3 separate regions of the Mus musculus genome follow, and regions 1 and 3 are each linked to region 2. The links are chromatin loops, found by intact Hi-C in ENCODE. Cell type or tissue: heart. All regions are shown on one strand. Each heading gives the region's core, and the rest is flanking DNA. Links, peaks and the distances in the headings are about the cores only.

Region 1 (4,818 bases), core at 1,224-3,723, 1.5 Mb after region 2:
TTCTAGAATATGCTGGCAAGGAAGTTGAAGCTGTGCAGAATGATGAACCCTGTACCAGCTCGGGTTCTGAATCGGACCTCCAGACAGTGTTTAAGAAGTACAATGCCTGGGGGAGGGGAGGGCTGATATTGGCATGTAAAGGGAATAAATAAATAAATAAATAAATGGAAAGAAAGAATGAAAGGGAGGAAGGGGGAGAGGGAGGGAGGAAGGGAGGGGGAAGGAGAGAGAGAGAGAGAGAGAGAGAGAGAGAGAGAGAGAGAGAGAGAGAGAAAGGAAAGGAAGAAAAGATCAAAACTGAGTTGCAGACTTTGGGCGCGCCAAGCTAAGCACTCTGAAGAAACATGCCACCTATTGGCCCCTGAGCAGGCGCCGCAGGCTGTGCACCTGACGAGACTCTAAGCCAATGCACGGAGAGCTAGATGTCCTGTTCCTGACAGGACATCTAGCTCATGGAACAAAGGCAAGAGTGACCAGGCAACTTAATAGACACCCTTAGTGCCAGGCAGTGGTGGCGCACGCCTTTAATCCCAGCACTTGGGAGGCAGAGGCAGGCGGATTTCTGAGTTCGAGGCCAGCCTGGTCTGCAGAGTGAGTTCCAGGACAGCCAGAGCTATACAGAGAAACCCTGTCTCGAAAACACCAAATATGAAAAGAAAAAAAAAAAAAAAAGACACCCTTAGCAGCACTAGTAGAGTCCACCAAGTGGAGCTCAGTTGTGAATACTAAACTTAAAGAGTATCTGAAGAGATTTACGGAGGTGCGGTTGTTAGAGAGGACACGCAGCAATTTGAAGAATTTCAATCAAAAAAGAGAAGGAGAGTGGATGAGCCGCAGTATTACTGCAGCTAGGGTGAGTACCATGTTTCCTCAGTTAGGTTGTCCTGAATAAAAAGACCTTGGTCTGGAGAAAGCAAATTCCTTCCTTCCTTCCTTCCTTCCTTCCTTCCTTCCTTCCTTCCTTCCTTCCTTCCTTCCTTCCTTCCTCTCTCTGTTTTCTCTTCTCTTCTCTTCTCTTCTCTTCTCTTCTCTTCTCTTCTCTTCTCTTCTCTTCTCTTCTCTTCTCTTCTCTTCTTTTCTTTTCTGCAGTTTGTTCCATGACTCCCAAGCCTGCTCAGGGAATCCTCTTGCTGCTTTCTGAGGTTTGACCATGGCTTAGAAGGGACTAGGGAGCTTTTCTCTGGACCAACCTTCAGAGTGGGAGACTGATGCTTCTGGTTCTGATGTTCTGGTATTGATGTCTGATGTAGGCAGGATGCAGGAAGCCTTTGTTCTGAGCTTCATGATGATTTTAAAGTGAAAACTCCCACTGTTCTGCTGGTGCACCAATGTCATCATTAGTACGGTGATGCTCCTGGGACTTTCGGGGAACCCACCCACGTATGAGTCCCTTTGCTGTTGCCTAAAAATAACCAGAATCCACCCTGCCACCTGTGGTGGATAACAGACTAAGGATTCCAGAAAAAGCTCTCAGCTGCACACATGTTGAGTTTTTGTGTGTAAACAGTGTGCACAGCCATTATCCTCCTTATCAAAGTCTTCTGAAGATTCTATGGGATGCTGTATTGGGGGAAGGAAGAAGCTCTTGGATGCTGTAAAATGTCTTGAGCTCCCCCAGTCTACTCGGAAAACATCTTTTGATCCACAAAGAGTCCTAAGTTGCACTCTCAGGTACAACTTAAGTGAGGCACACAAAAGCCATTTTAGGCTGCATGTTGGTGTCAGTAATTTTGTATACATGAGTTCCCGGACAGGATGAAGTAGCCTACATCATCTTATTAGGCCTCCATAAATGGCAGGGCTGATTCTTCTTCTTCTTCTTCTTCTTCTTCTTCTTCTTCTTCTTCTTCTTCTTCTTCTTCTTCTTCTTCTTCTTCTTCTCCTTCTCCTTCTCCTTCTCCTTCTCCTTCTCCTTCTCCTTCTCCTTCTCCTTCTCCTTCTCCTTCTCCTTCTCCTTCTCCTTCTCCTTCTCCTTCTCCTTCTCCTTCTCCTTCTCCTTCTCCTCCTCCTCCTCCTCCTTCTGATTTATTTATTTTATGTATATATGAGTACACTGTAGCTGTACAGGTTTCTGTAAAATCCAAATAAAACCAATTAAAAAACAGCTTGTGGTACCTTCTTCCAGGATGAAAATATACCAGTCATAATTGAGTAACATCCTTTTCCTTCAAGGTCAGTGACTTTCCTACATTTTCAGATATCTAGTGTGCTGATTAAAACTTGCCATTAATATCTTTTTTTTTGTTTGTTTTTTGCTTATTTTTAAAGTTTTTTTTAAAGATTTATTTATTATATGTAAGTACACTGTAGCTGTCTTCAGACATCCCAGAAGAGGTCATCAGATTTCATTACAGATGGTTGTGAGCCACTATGTGTTTGCTGGGATTTGAACTCAGGACCTTTGGAAGAGCAGTCAGTGCTCTTAACCGCTGAACCATCCTTCCAGCCCTTGTTTCTTGTTTTTGAGTCAGAGTGTTTCTCTGTAAAGGGGTTGCTTAAAAATTACAGGAAGTATACATTGTAAAAAAAAATTAGGGAAACAGGTACACACACACACACACACACACAGAGAGAGAGAGAGAGAGAGAGAGAGAGAGAGAGAGAGAGAGAGAGAGAGAGAGACAGAGAGAGAATGAATGAGGGTTTGACTAAGGAAACCACAGGACTTTCTGTGCTTCATGGTCCTCCTTCCCATGCTGAGGGGAGCTTGTGCCACCTTGTGTTCATTGTACGCAACAACTACAGATTAGGTTTCTGATTGTTGGTTCAGTGCCTAGCCAAGAAAAACTAGGAGCTTCTCTGTCAGATAAATGAATGTAGGAACATAGAATTCATGCTCCCAGACCGCAGTCATTCAAAATGGCTCAAGATCAAACTATATTCTAGTCTCTTTTAAGATGAGTGTTGTAGGCTATCTACTAGAGAAGACTCATCAGATGTGGATTTAAGCCAACACAAAGTGTGTATTAGCCAGCAGGTGACTACACCGGGCGTTTGGGATCCCAGTGCAGCCCCAAGCCTTCCTTAGGGGGAGCTATTAAGCACAAAACCATGTTCTGGGTTGACATCCTTCAGTTAACAAGAACAGTTAGCCAGAAGCGGAAATACAAAGTCAGAAGGCAAGGTTAGTTCATTTAGAGACTTTCACAGAACTGTGGACGTTGATGGATTAGGCCTCTGTTTTAGTTTTGACTGAGATGGTGTCGTCAGCATGCTGAGTTTTACAACCTGAATGGCTCTTCCATCATGGAGTCACTGGTGCCAACGTCTGGAACGTGTTATACAGTAGGCGCTGTTGGTTCTGTGTTGACAATATTGATTCTGCAACATGGGACTTACGGAACTATCCACTTTTCACTGGTAGAATCACCAGAATGGAAGCTAGGAATAAACCCACTGAGTTGAGACCATCTGATGTCATTTCTTCAGATAGACTGTTGAGTTCTTTTTGGGGATTCAGACCTCTATTGGTTTGACCAGCTGTCTATTTGTTTATTCTGAGCTGCTTAAAAAAGACTCTACCTAGATAAATAATTTTTTTTTGTTCTGCTTTCAAAGCACTTGGCTTAAAGTATCTGGTTTGAACACATTTTGGTCTTGACATTTGGTCTTGCTTGCTTGCTTGTAGATCTCTAAAGGCATTTTTGGTCTGTTTTGCTTGTTCTCAGAACTTCTTTGCCTTTGGAACTTTGAAGGTATCTTTTTTTTTTTTTTTTTTGGTTTTTCGAGACAGGGTTTCTCTGTATAGCTCTGACTGTCCTGGAACTCTGTAGACCAGGCTGGCCTCGGAACTCAGAAATCCACCTGCCTCTGCCTCCCGAGTGCTGGGATTAAAGGCGTGTGCCACCACACCCGGCTTGAACGTATCTTGTTTCTGTTTTGTTTGTCTTGGTTTTTGTTGTATTTAAAATTGATTTATTGTCATTTGGCCTTTGTTTCCTGACGCACCTCAAATTCGTAAATTTTCAGCTTCTTCTCCTGTGACCTCTCCAAGCTTTTACTTTAGGGATTGTATGAGCAACTGATGATAATGACTCTGAAGACAAGAAACAGTTGTTCCCTCCCACCCAGAACTGTGGCGGTGTCAAGGGGAGCAACACGTGACCTGCAGTGACCTCACAGGGAAGCATAACAAACATACCCATTCCTGGGTCAGAAGGAAACTACATATGGGGGATTGGTCACCCCCTGTCTTGAGCTCTTTCACATTTGCAAAAACCTGCAGGAAATTCCTAAGACTCAGTGGGAGAAGAGGTCTCCTGGTAAAGGCAGAGAAAGTTGATCCAAACCCAGCACATAAAACTGACCCAAAACAAGTATTCCTTGGCTAGCATAGTTAGATCACTAGGCAGGAAAAAGAAGCACACACACACACACACACACACACACACACACGCACAAATGCATCCACATGTGGCAGGCATGCAAACAGAGAACAAGGCTTCGAGAAAGAAGGAGATGCATTTAGAGATAAACTGCCGTCAGATATCATAGCTGACTTTATATGTAATAATTATTAACATGAGAGTATTTGGGCAATTTTAACATTTACTACATCCAAATTGGTTTACCTTGCATGCTTAACAAAATCCTAGAATTAAGGTTGTTATGGGTTATAGGCTTAAGCTTGGGGCTAGAGTTAGAAGGTTAGGTTAGGGGTTAATGTTAGGATTAGGGTTAGTGACTAGGATTTCGGGTTAGGGTTCGACAGAGAAAGAATGAAGCTGATAGCATGGAGTCACCTTCAGGGTTGTGGTTAGGGTTAGGGGTTAGTGTTGGGGTTGTAGTTAGCTTTGAGAGATTTAGGGTTAGGGTTAT
Region 2 (4,818 bases), core at 968-3,467:
GCAAACTTTATATGCCCCAGTACAAGGGAGTGCCAGGGCCAAGAAGTAGGAGTCGGTGGGTAGGGGAGTGGGGTTGGGGGGAGGGTATGGGGGACTTTTGGATAGCATTTGAAATGTAAATGAAGTAAATACCTAATTAAAAATTGGAGGAAAAAAAAAAGAAGAAATAGAAAAAGAAAAAAAACCATACATGCATCTCTCAGAGACATTTAAGTGTTACTGTGGGCAGCAGAGAGGGTGGATGCACAGGCTTCTCTCAGCAATCCCACTTTGTTTAGCTTTGGATGTATTGAGAAGTGGAATTGTTGGGTTGTTTGGCAGAGACTCCCCAGGAGTTTCCCCTAGTGCTGTAGCAGCACACTTTTCAGCAGGTGTTCACTGCCTCCTCTACAGTTGATAAGAACATAGTCGCTCTTTTGTCTGTTTGGTAGTGTTCATCCTAGTAGACTTGAGGTGAGTTCCCACTGAGGTCTTGTTTTCCAGTCTGATTGGAGACGGCTCAGTTGGTCTGCACCTTCTCATGTCAGGTTCACACCTCAGTTGCTTCTTTAGAGAAATGTTTGCTTGGGTTCTTTATGTTTCATTTTTGAACTTCACAATTTTCTATATTTTGATTATTAATACCAAATTTCAGATACAGTTTTTAGATACTTATTATATACTAATTTTTATTAAATTTATTAGATACAGTTTTTAACTAACTCCCTACTTTCTGGTAGGTCACCCTGTAATGTGTTTGCTGGGCAAACTTTTCTTACTGTGATGGATGTTAATATTTGTTGCTTCTTCCTTTAGTGTTGTATCTAGAAAATTATTTTCACGATGTCTTGAAAATTTTCCGTATGTGTGTGTGATGTGATGTGAATATCTGTTTTTCCATTGACCCAGTTTACTATAGTAGTTAGTGTGCATTTTGAATGTGGAATAATATACCTGGGCTTGAATATTTCCTGTGTCTAGCTTATTTTCTTTGTTGTATGTGCTCTATGAAGACAGGAGATTATGATGAATTAATCTATTTTTTAGAATGTTCAAGGAATCCTGTAATTTAGCACCCGTGTACTTAGCACCTGTGGTCAGTGGGAAAATATACAGTAAATGATAGCTATTAGAAATGATTGTTGTCTTTATTATTCCATATAAAGACTGTAGGAAAGAGGAAACTAGAGGAAGCACTGGAGACTGGATAGGGACCTCACTGTCGGCTCCAGAAGCTTGAGTCCTGGTTGGTCAGCCAGCTAACCAGCTGCGGTGAGCATCAGTGACAGCTGACAGGGTCTTTTGGCTCTAGGGATAGCAGCTGGGCTGTCAGAGTAGAAGGAAACTCGTGGGTATAATGGATGAGTGCAGAGGTGACAGAGACTCTATTAGAAAGAGTGCTCTATTAGAAAATGGGCCTGAGTGGGTAGGAGGTTCCTATTGATCAAGATGGGATGGGGAGTGAGTGACTCTATTTCAGATCTAAAACCCTAGGGTGCCGCCTGAGCAGTGTTAGATTGGTGCTTGACCTAGTCATACTCATAAAAGAGCATCTAGGTTTCTTTGAGTAACTAGGTCTAGAAATGAAGATTTGGGAGTAATTTTTATGGCTATATTCAGAGTCTTCTAGGAGAGTGGTTTATGGTCAAAACCAGTCTATTTTTGTTTTTTTAAAGGGAGTGAAGAAAACTAGCGGAAACACTGTTACCTTTAGGTAACAGCAAGGGTAAGAGGGTAGGTGGAAGATAGTGTCATGTGGCAAGCCTGAAAGAGTGTTTCCCAAAGTTTTGTAACTGGAGATTGAAGAGGAACATACAACTTTGGTCTAGATACCCTATTTTAGGCAAGCAAAATGCTATTGCTGTATTTTTACAAGTGAGAAACGAAGCCCTCACTTTAAAGTTCTTTAACATTACCAAGTTAGTAGAGCCAAAGGGTAATTAAAGATATGACTTTCTTTGCTGTTACTGTCACTGACTTCCTTTGGCCCTGCTGTCCTGGGTAGGTCTTTAGCCCTGTCTCTGGCTTGTGCCACTAGATGGCAGTAGTGCACCTTGCTCTCTCTAGTGTTTTCTAGCATTACCAACTCTCCAGGGACCACCTCTAGTTGAAACTACTGCTAAAAGTTTTCCCTCTGTCTAGTTTTGGTACATTTTTTGCTTTATGGACATACTAAGATGCACTTTGAACAGAGACTCTGCTATGTTTAAATAAATATTTCCTCATATTTTCATATTTTTTAGGGTGTTTTTTTGTTTGTTTGTTTTGTTTTGTTTTGTTTTTGTTTTTTTCGAGACAGGGTTTCTCTGTATAGCCCTGGCTGTCCTGGAACTCACTCTGTAGACCAGGCATATTTTAATATTCTTAATACTTATGTTGATTGGATTGTTGCTTTTTAAAAGACCACAGGTATCTCAGGTTATATTGGGGTTGTATCTAAACACAAGTATTTTTCAGTTTTTCTTTTTTTTTTAAATCAGAAATTTCAACTTTATTTAGAATGCATTTTTGCTTTTTGCTTTTTTTTGCTTTTTTTTTCTTACGTATTTTCTTCAATTACATTTCCAATGCTATCCCAACCCCCCCCCCCCCATTCCCATTTTTTGGCCCTGGCATTCCCCTGTACTGGGGCATATAACGTTTGCCTGACCAATGGGCCTCTCTTTCCAGTGATGGCCGACTAGGTCATCTTTTGATACATATGCAGCTAGAGTCAAGCGCTCTGGGGTACTGGTTAGTTCATAATGTTGTTCCTCCGATAGGGTTGCAGATCTCTTTAGCTCCTTGGATACTTTCTCTAGCTCCTCCATTAGGGGCCCTGTGATCCATCCAATAGTTGACTGTGAGCATCCACTTCTGTGTTTGCTAGGCCCCGGCCTAGTCTCACAAGGGACAGCTATATCACTGTCCTTGCAACAAAGGCTTGCTAGTGTATGCAATGGTGTCATCCCTTGGAGGCTAATTATGGGATGGATCCCTGGATATGGCAGTCTCTAGATAGACCATCCTTTTGTCTCAGCTCCAAACTTTGTCTCTGTAACTCCTTCCATGGGTGATTGTTTCCAATTCTAAGAATGAGCAAAGTGTCCACACTTTGGTCTTAGTTCTTCTTCAGTTTCATATGTTTTACATATTGTACCTTATATCTTGCTATACTAAGTTTCTGGGTTAATATCCACTTATCAGTGAGTACATTTCATTTGAGTTCTTTTGTGATTGGGTTACCTTACTCAGGATGATGCCCTCCAGGTCCAACCATTTGCCTAGGAATTTCGTGAATTCATTCTTTTTAATAGCTGAGTAGTACTCCATTGTGTAAATGTACCACATTTTTTGTATCCATTCCTCTGTTGAGGGACATCTGGGTTCTTTCCAGCTTCTGGCTATTATAAATAAGACTGCTATAAACATAGTGGAGCATGTGTCCTTATTACCGGTTGGGACATCTTCTGGATATATGCCCAGGAGAGGTATTGCGGGATCCTCCGGTAGTACTATGTCCAATTTTCTGAGGAACCTCCAGACTGATTTCCAGAGTGGTTGTACAAGCTTGCAATCCCACCAACAATGGAGGAGTATTCCTCTTTCTTCACATCCTTGCCAGCATCTGCTGTCACCTGAATTTTTGATCTTAGCCATTCTGACTGGTGTGAGGTGGAATCTCAGGGTTGTTTTGATTTGCATTTCTTTGATGATTAAGGATGTTGAACATTTTTTCAGGTGCTTCTCAGCCTTTCGGTATTCCTCGGGTGAGAATTCTTTGTTCAGCTCTGAACCCCATCTTTTAAGGGGGCTATTTGATTTTCTGGAGTCCACCCTTTTGAGTTCTTTATATATATTGGATATTAGTCCCCTATCTGATTTAGGATAGGTAAAGATCCTTTCCCAATCTGTTGGTGGTCTTTTTGTCTTATTGACGGTGTCTTTTGCCTTGCAGAAACTTTGCAGTTTCTTGAGGTCCCATTTGTCAATCCTCGATCTTAAAGCACAAGCCATTGCTGTTCTATTCAGGAATTTTTTCCCTGTGCCCATATCTTTGAGACCAGTTTTTCTTTTTTTAAACAGCTCACTTGTTAAAATCAGGCTTATTTATAGACTAGGTATCATATTTATGAGTTAACTAGAGCTTTGATAACAATTGTAATCTGAGTACATGCTGGTGAATTCAGTATAATTAAAATTTACTTATTTTACACTAGAGTATATGTATGCTTGTTTATACTTCAGAAAAATTTTGTGTTTCAGATGTTATATTTAGCCGAGTGTGGTGGCGCAGGCCTTTAATTTCAACACCTGGGAGGCAGAGGCAGGCGGATTTCTGAGTTCGAGGCCAGCCTGGTCTACAGAGTGAGTTCCAGGACAGCAAGGCTACACAGAGAAACGCTGTCTCGGGAAAACAAAACAAAACAAAACAAAAAAACAAAACAAAACCCAACAGATGTTATATTTATTTTCAAAAGTCTTAACCCTTTTAGTGTAATATCTTGGCCTTATTTTTTTGGGAGATTGAAAAAAGGTTTTTAAAATTTATCTCTGTTGTATTATTTTTTGTTGTTGTTGTTGTTGCAAACACCATAAGAACAAACAGACAAACATGACTAAATCATGATTTGACCAGGATTGTGCTGGATTCAGGAAGGCTAAACATAGGCATTATGGGCACAGGGGCTTGCTGTCTTATTTTTCAGCTAATTTTTTTCTGAAGTTATGACTTATTACCATATCTTCTTTGTCATCTCATGGCCTATTTTGTGAGATTTCTAACAAAAAGCCTTAACTAGCAAAAATAATTTAACTTTTATTATAGTCTTTTCAGAGATGAGGTGACAATTAGAAATA
Region 3 (4,818 bases), core at 1,224-3,723, 980 kb after region 2:
GCAGACAAAGGTTAAAACAAACACATGAAAGGGCATGTGATGAAGGATTCTTTGCTAACAACACGCATGTGTTGGTCTGCCTTACATTGCATAATTGAGCTGCATTTGTCAGGACACCAAAAAAAATTCTGGTGGTGTGCTGCAGTTCCTTGCCGCTTCCTCAGACTTCAGCTAATGGACAGAGTGATGTCAACTTAGATGCATGTGCTGAGGCAAGACCCGTGGAGGTCACTTGATGTTGGGAGGGTATAAATAGGACTCAAAGGACAGTGACAGGCTAATCTAGGCTTGCTTATAGAGCTAGCTGTACTACGCATGTGGGTCTCAAGTCTTCACTGATTTTCACTGCGTTGGAAGAGGCACAGCTGCTCCTGGTGTCTCTCCTGATCCCTCCTGCTGACTTGTGCGGAGGCTGAGGCCTGGCTGTCTCTGCTAGGTAGTGCCACCTTTGCTGATTCCTGTTTGCTTTCCTGACTCTACTGAACTGGACTGCTGGTGTATCCGTGAAGTATTTGCAAGTGGATCAAGCTGCCACTGCTAACCTGTGAACTGAATTGTCGATTTCCAGACAACACAAACAGAAGTTGCTCCAAAAAAACATTTCTAAACAGGTCCACTTCCCCCATATCCTTTCTTTCCTACTACCTTTGGTGGGTGAGGGCCTAGAAGGGAGGTTAAAGCATTTAAGAACTATCATTAAAAATAAGGCTTGAAAAAAAATTAAAGTTATACCTTGGTGTAGCAGTAAAGAACTTAGCTGACCCCCTACATACCTGTGGACATGCAGTCAAGTCTAACTTCCTAAAGGAAACATAGGAAGGTGATATTTCCCTGCATCTTATAATTCGGTAGTACTGAGAAGTTGAATAAATTGCTCAAAGTTGCCCATCTAGACATGTGGCAGTTTGGCTCCAGGGTAGGTTTGTCACCTAAGCCCTGGTTAAGTGTCCATTTCTCAGTAGAAGAATCCACCACCCATGCAGGTGTCACCCTTGACACAAAAACTCTAAGAATGCTAACAGTCGTCCTTTTGCCTGCTCCCAACAGCACTTTAGAGAAGGTGCACAGTGTGCTTCTGTAGTGGGTAAGGATTTCAGCTTCTCCCCGTAAACACAAGACCTCACCCAGTGAGTATTCATGGATCGACGTGCCTTTGAGAAGGCTTCACGTAGTGGGAGGTAGTGGTATTACCACTGTACTGGGGCCTGTGGGCATGCATCTATGCTCATGGATGATGATGTAGGAGACAAGGCCCACAGGAGAGCTCTCACATGAATGCCCTGGAGTGTGAAATGTTAGGCTAAGCCTTGTAAACTCAGAGAATTTACTAAGACAAATGGTTTACACAGAGACAGGTTTACCCATGCCTTTCAACATACAGTATCAGCCTAACCAGAACAGCCACTGGATTTCAGAGACGTGTTCCCTTGAAGGTTTTGGAATCTGCCATAGATACTTTTTGTAATGTTAATTCTAGGATAGTAACGCTCCAATGCCCTAGAAGAAAATCACGACAGTGATAAAAATCTGATTACAATAATTTTGTTCAGCAAAGAATCGCTCCAGCCAACTATTTAACAGCCACCAGAAAAGGAAAGATATGACCTGTTTGGTTATCTCTCAATTCAGGCAAAAAGCAGGCTGGGATGGACTCTGGAGCCTGGTAATGAAGACCTCCATGGGCTCTTCTGTTCTCAGGTATCTTTAGCAGCTTGCACTGTAATGTTATGGATACCATACTCACCTGTGGAAGAAACACCCACAACGAAGGGTTAGCCCAGTGATGCAAATGTTCTTAAAGTAGCAGCTTTCTCTCTCCTAGCTAGAGCCTCTGGAGCTGAAAGCCGCAGAGGTAACAGAGTGTAATCCATCCGCACTTCATCTGGAAACAGCATCATTTCTTTGAGCTCTCTGGAGACCTCGACTAGAAAAAAAAGGCCCAAGATGCCTGTCAGAGCCAACAGTGCCTGTCTTATTTTATACATGGGATGAAATATAAGACTCTGGGCTCCATTAGCAGCAGGCTTCGTTTTCACCCCAGGAAAGTGGCTTGACATAACCACATCTTACTTGTTCTTTCTTACATTTTTTTTAATACAAATGGCCTTAAAAATCCCCTCTTCCGCTCCCCACACCACAGCCCCAGGCACCTAGAAGCCATATCATCAGATTTTATAGCCAGATAATGCGGTCCTGAGAAAGCTGCCTATGTATATGGTTGAGGTTTTTTTAAAAGAAAAAAAAAATAATAATAGCAAGGCTGCAGCCTGATAAAAGGAAGAAGTTTGCTCTCTAGTGGCTGACTTAGAAAAGACTCTGGAATCCACACAATGAGCTACGTGAAAAATAAGAGGGGATTTGACAGTGCTATCTGGGCTACAAGGTCTGAATAATTCTTTTGGTTTTATTGACTTTTAGATGTATTTTTCCTACACTGAAACACTATGTCATACCAAGTGTTTTGTGAATGTTTTTCCTTACTGAAGTACTTCTTATCATTAAGTCATTCCAGTTCTAAAGTTTAAGGGTAGCAATTAAGTTTCTGCTGTTTTATTAGCGTGTTGTACTTTTCAAAAGCTCTATGGACTGGTTTAATACCATATAATTAATGTTTATTATAGACACATTGCCCATTAATATAACATCATTAGCTCCTTTTAAACCATTTTTAGATCTTTTCAGAAAGATTATTTAGCATAATTAATATGATGCTAATTAATATCATTTCATTACTCTTCTTTCTATAACAGCTCCGTTTATAATATTTTACAATATGAATTACAAAATAAGAAAAAGACTGTTCTTTATGCCTCGCTGTGAAACCACCCACCTCCCTTTGTGATTTGCTTTTCTATTTATTCTCCCACAGTTCTGCCTCTTCCTATCCAAATCCACACTACTTCCCATAGCTTTCTTCTGTAGTGCCTATCAGACCATGGGCAACTGAGCATCATCCCCGAGATCGTAAGCTTTGAGACTTATTGAAAGTAAGGGGGATGCACAGGAAGATTTCACCTATACAGTAGATCAGGCTGGCCTTAAACTCTTGAAGATCCATCACAAGTGCTAGAATTAAAGTTGTGTGACAGCACACCTGACTTAATTATTTGCTCTTATTTTACCTAGGCAAGGAGAACCAGGAGACATAAAAATGTCTAACTTCTTCAAGAGGTCCAAACACAGAGAAAGCAAAGTACTAGAAAATGTAAGGATTGGTCATGGGGTTCTCACTGGGGTAAGGGCACTGTAAGGGGTTGTTAGCAAAGAGAATGACTTATATTTATGAAAATTATCCCAGCTACTATGTGTAGAGAAAGTGCCACTACAAGGGCAAGAGGCTAACAGAGAACACTTTTGGAAATGGTTGTAGACCTGCAGCCTAGAGAAGTCAGGAGGTTAGACAAGAGCAAGGCAGCTAAGTTGCAGAAAGTGGACAGACTTCTGCCTTATGTTAAATGGAGCTAAGTGATGCTGCAGCCAAGCTGGGGGTGGGCTTTGGCTGAGCAGTGGGGAAGAGGACCACTGAGGACCACTTAGTAGAATTAGATGCTGGGAGAAAGGCCTGTTGGGAGGATGAAAGCTGAGGAGAAACGGGGTTCTGATCCAATTGGGTGTGGTTCAGTTTAGGAGTCCATTCCAAATGAAATGTCAAGTAATCTCTCAAGAGGGGATTTCTGCACGACCAGGCCTCTTTCTGTCAGAAATGTGGAGTTTAGAGGCAAGTCCAGATGTGTGATTCACGTTTAGAAGAGCTCAGGGTACGATTGGTCAATCCAAGGAGAGAATTTGGGTGGAGAAATGAATAGGCCAGGAGCTGATATTGGGCACATGCATATTAAATAAAGAAGGTATCAGTACCAGCCAGGGAGACTGAGCAGACTCGATCAGGAGCAAAAGGAAAAGTAGAAGGCCACCAAAGAAACAGCTAAGAACATCAAGTGAGAGGCAGATGCAACTGTGACCATCAAATCTGGCAAAACCCAGGTTACAGGTGACCTTGAAGAACCCATTAGGTGCAGTGATAGGGACAGAAGCCCCCTTGTGTTTGTGTCAGTTTCGAACAGGCCTTTAGAAATTCTTTCTCCATTTGGCTAGGAATGGCCCCTTCTTAGAATAGGAAACAAAACACCCATGGAAGGAGTTACAGAGACAAAGTTTGGAAGTGTGACAAAAGGATGGACCATCTAGTGATTGCCATATCCAGAGATCCATCCCATGATCAGCTTCCAAACGCTGACACCATTGCATACACTAGCAAGATTTTATCGAAAGGACCCAGATGTAGCTGTCTCTTGTGAGACTATGCCGGGGCCTAGCAAACACAGAAGTGGATGCTCACAGTCAGCTAAGGAGCTAAAGGGATCTGCAACCCTATAGGTGGAACAACATTATGAACTAACCAGTACCCCAGAGCTCTTGACTCTAGCTGCATATGTATCAAAAGATGGCCTAGACGGCCATCACTGGAAAGAGAGGCCTATTGGACACGCAAACTTTATATGCCCCAGTACAGGGGAACACCAGGGCCAAAAAGGGGGAGTGGGTGGGTCGGGGAGTGGGGGGGTGGGTATGGGGGACTTTTGGTTTAGCATTGGAAATGTAAATGAGCTAAATACCTAATAAAAAATGGAAAAAAAAAAAGAAATTCCTTCTCAGAGCAACCAGAAAATGCAGAAAAGAATAAATAACTGAGAAGCCGGCCCTTGCTGAGCTTGCTGATCGTTTTGGAGGCTTTGATCTAGAACCATCTTCTACGAACACTTCCATAGTCAGGGTGTCCAGCAAAAGGTATTCCTGTGTGTAACAAACGGAGCTTTT

Evidence for each region. Hi-C counts contacts between places; a loop is a spot of excess contacts. Peaks named below come from ENCODE experiments on the same cell type or tissue, not always from the same donor. Only the 100,000 strongest peaks of a DNase experiment are listed, where the experiment ranks them.
Region 1: it touches region 2 in a loop (5-fold over the local background); 3 of 42 quality-filtered maps call a loop at or near these places.
Region 3: it touches region 2 in a loop (3-fold over the local background); 7 of 42 quality-filtered maps call a loop at or near these places.

Annotation. Positions count from the first base shown.
Region 1 is chr4:34,919,669-34,924,486 of GRCm38, forward strand. It overlaps the pseudogene Gm12361. Among named protein-coding and RNA genes, the nearest start is that of Platr9, 11 kb to the left of the region's middle. In heart, for the core only: a CTCF peak has its summit at 2,739 (motif pointing left); no DNase peak of the experiment used is centred there.
Region 2 is chr4:33,394,661-33,399,478 of GRCm38, forward strand. The region is part of intron 12 of Rngtt (RNA guanylyltransferase and 5'-phosphatase); the gene reads left to right. Among named protein-coding and RNA genes, the nearest start is that of Mir8118, 41 kb to the right of the region's middle. In heart, for the core only: no CTCF peak of the experiment used is centred there; a DNase peak (open chromatin) is centred at 2,021.
Region 3 is chr4:34,369,586-34,374,403 of GRCm38, forward strand. It overlaps Gm46882 (a long non-coding RNA gene), which reads right to left and starts at 2,244. Exons shown (of 2, transcript XR_001784527.1): 1 at 1,745-2,244. In heart, for the core only: a CTCF peak has its summit at 2,300; no DNase peak of the experiment used is centred there.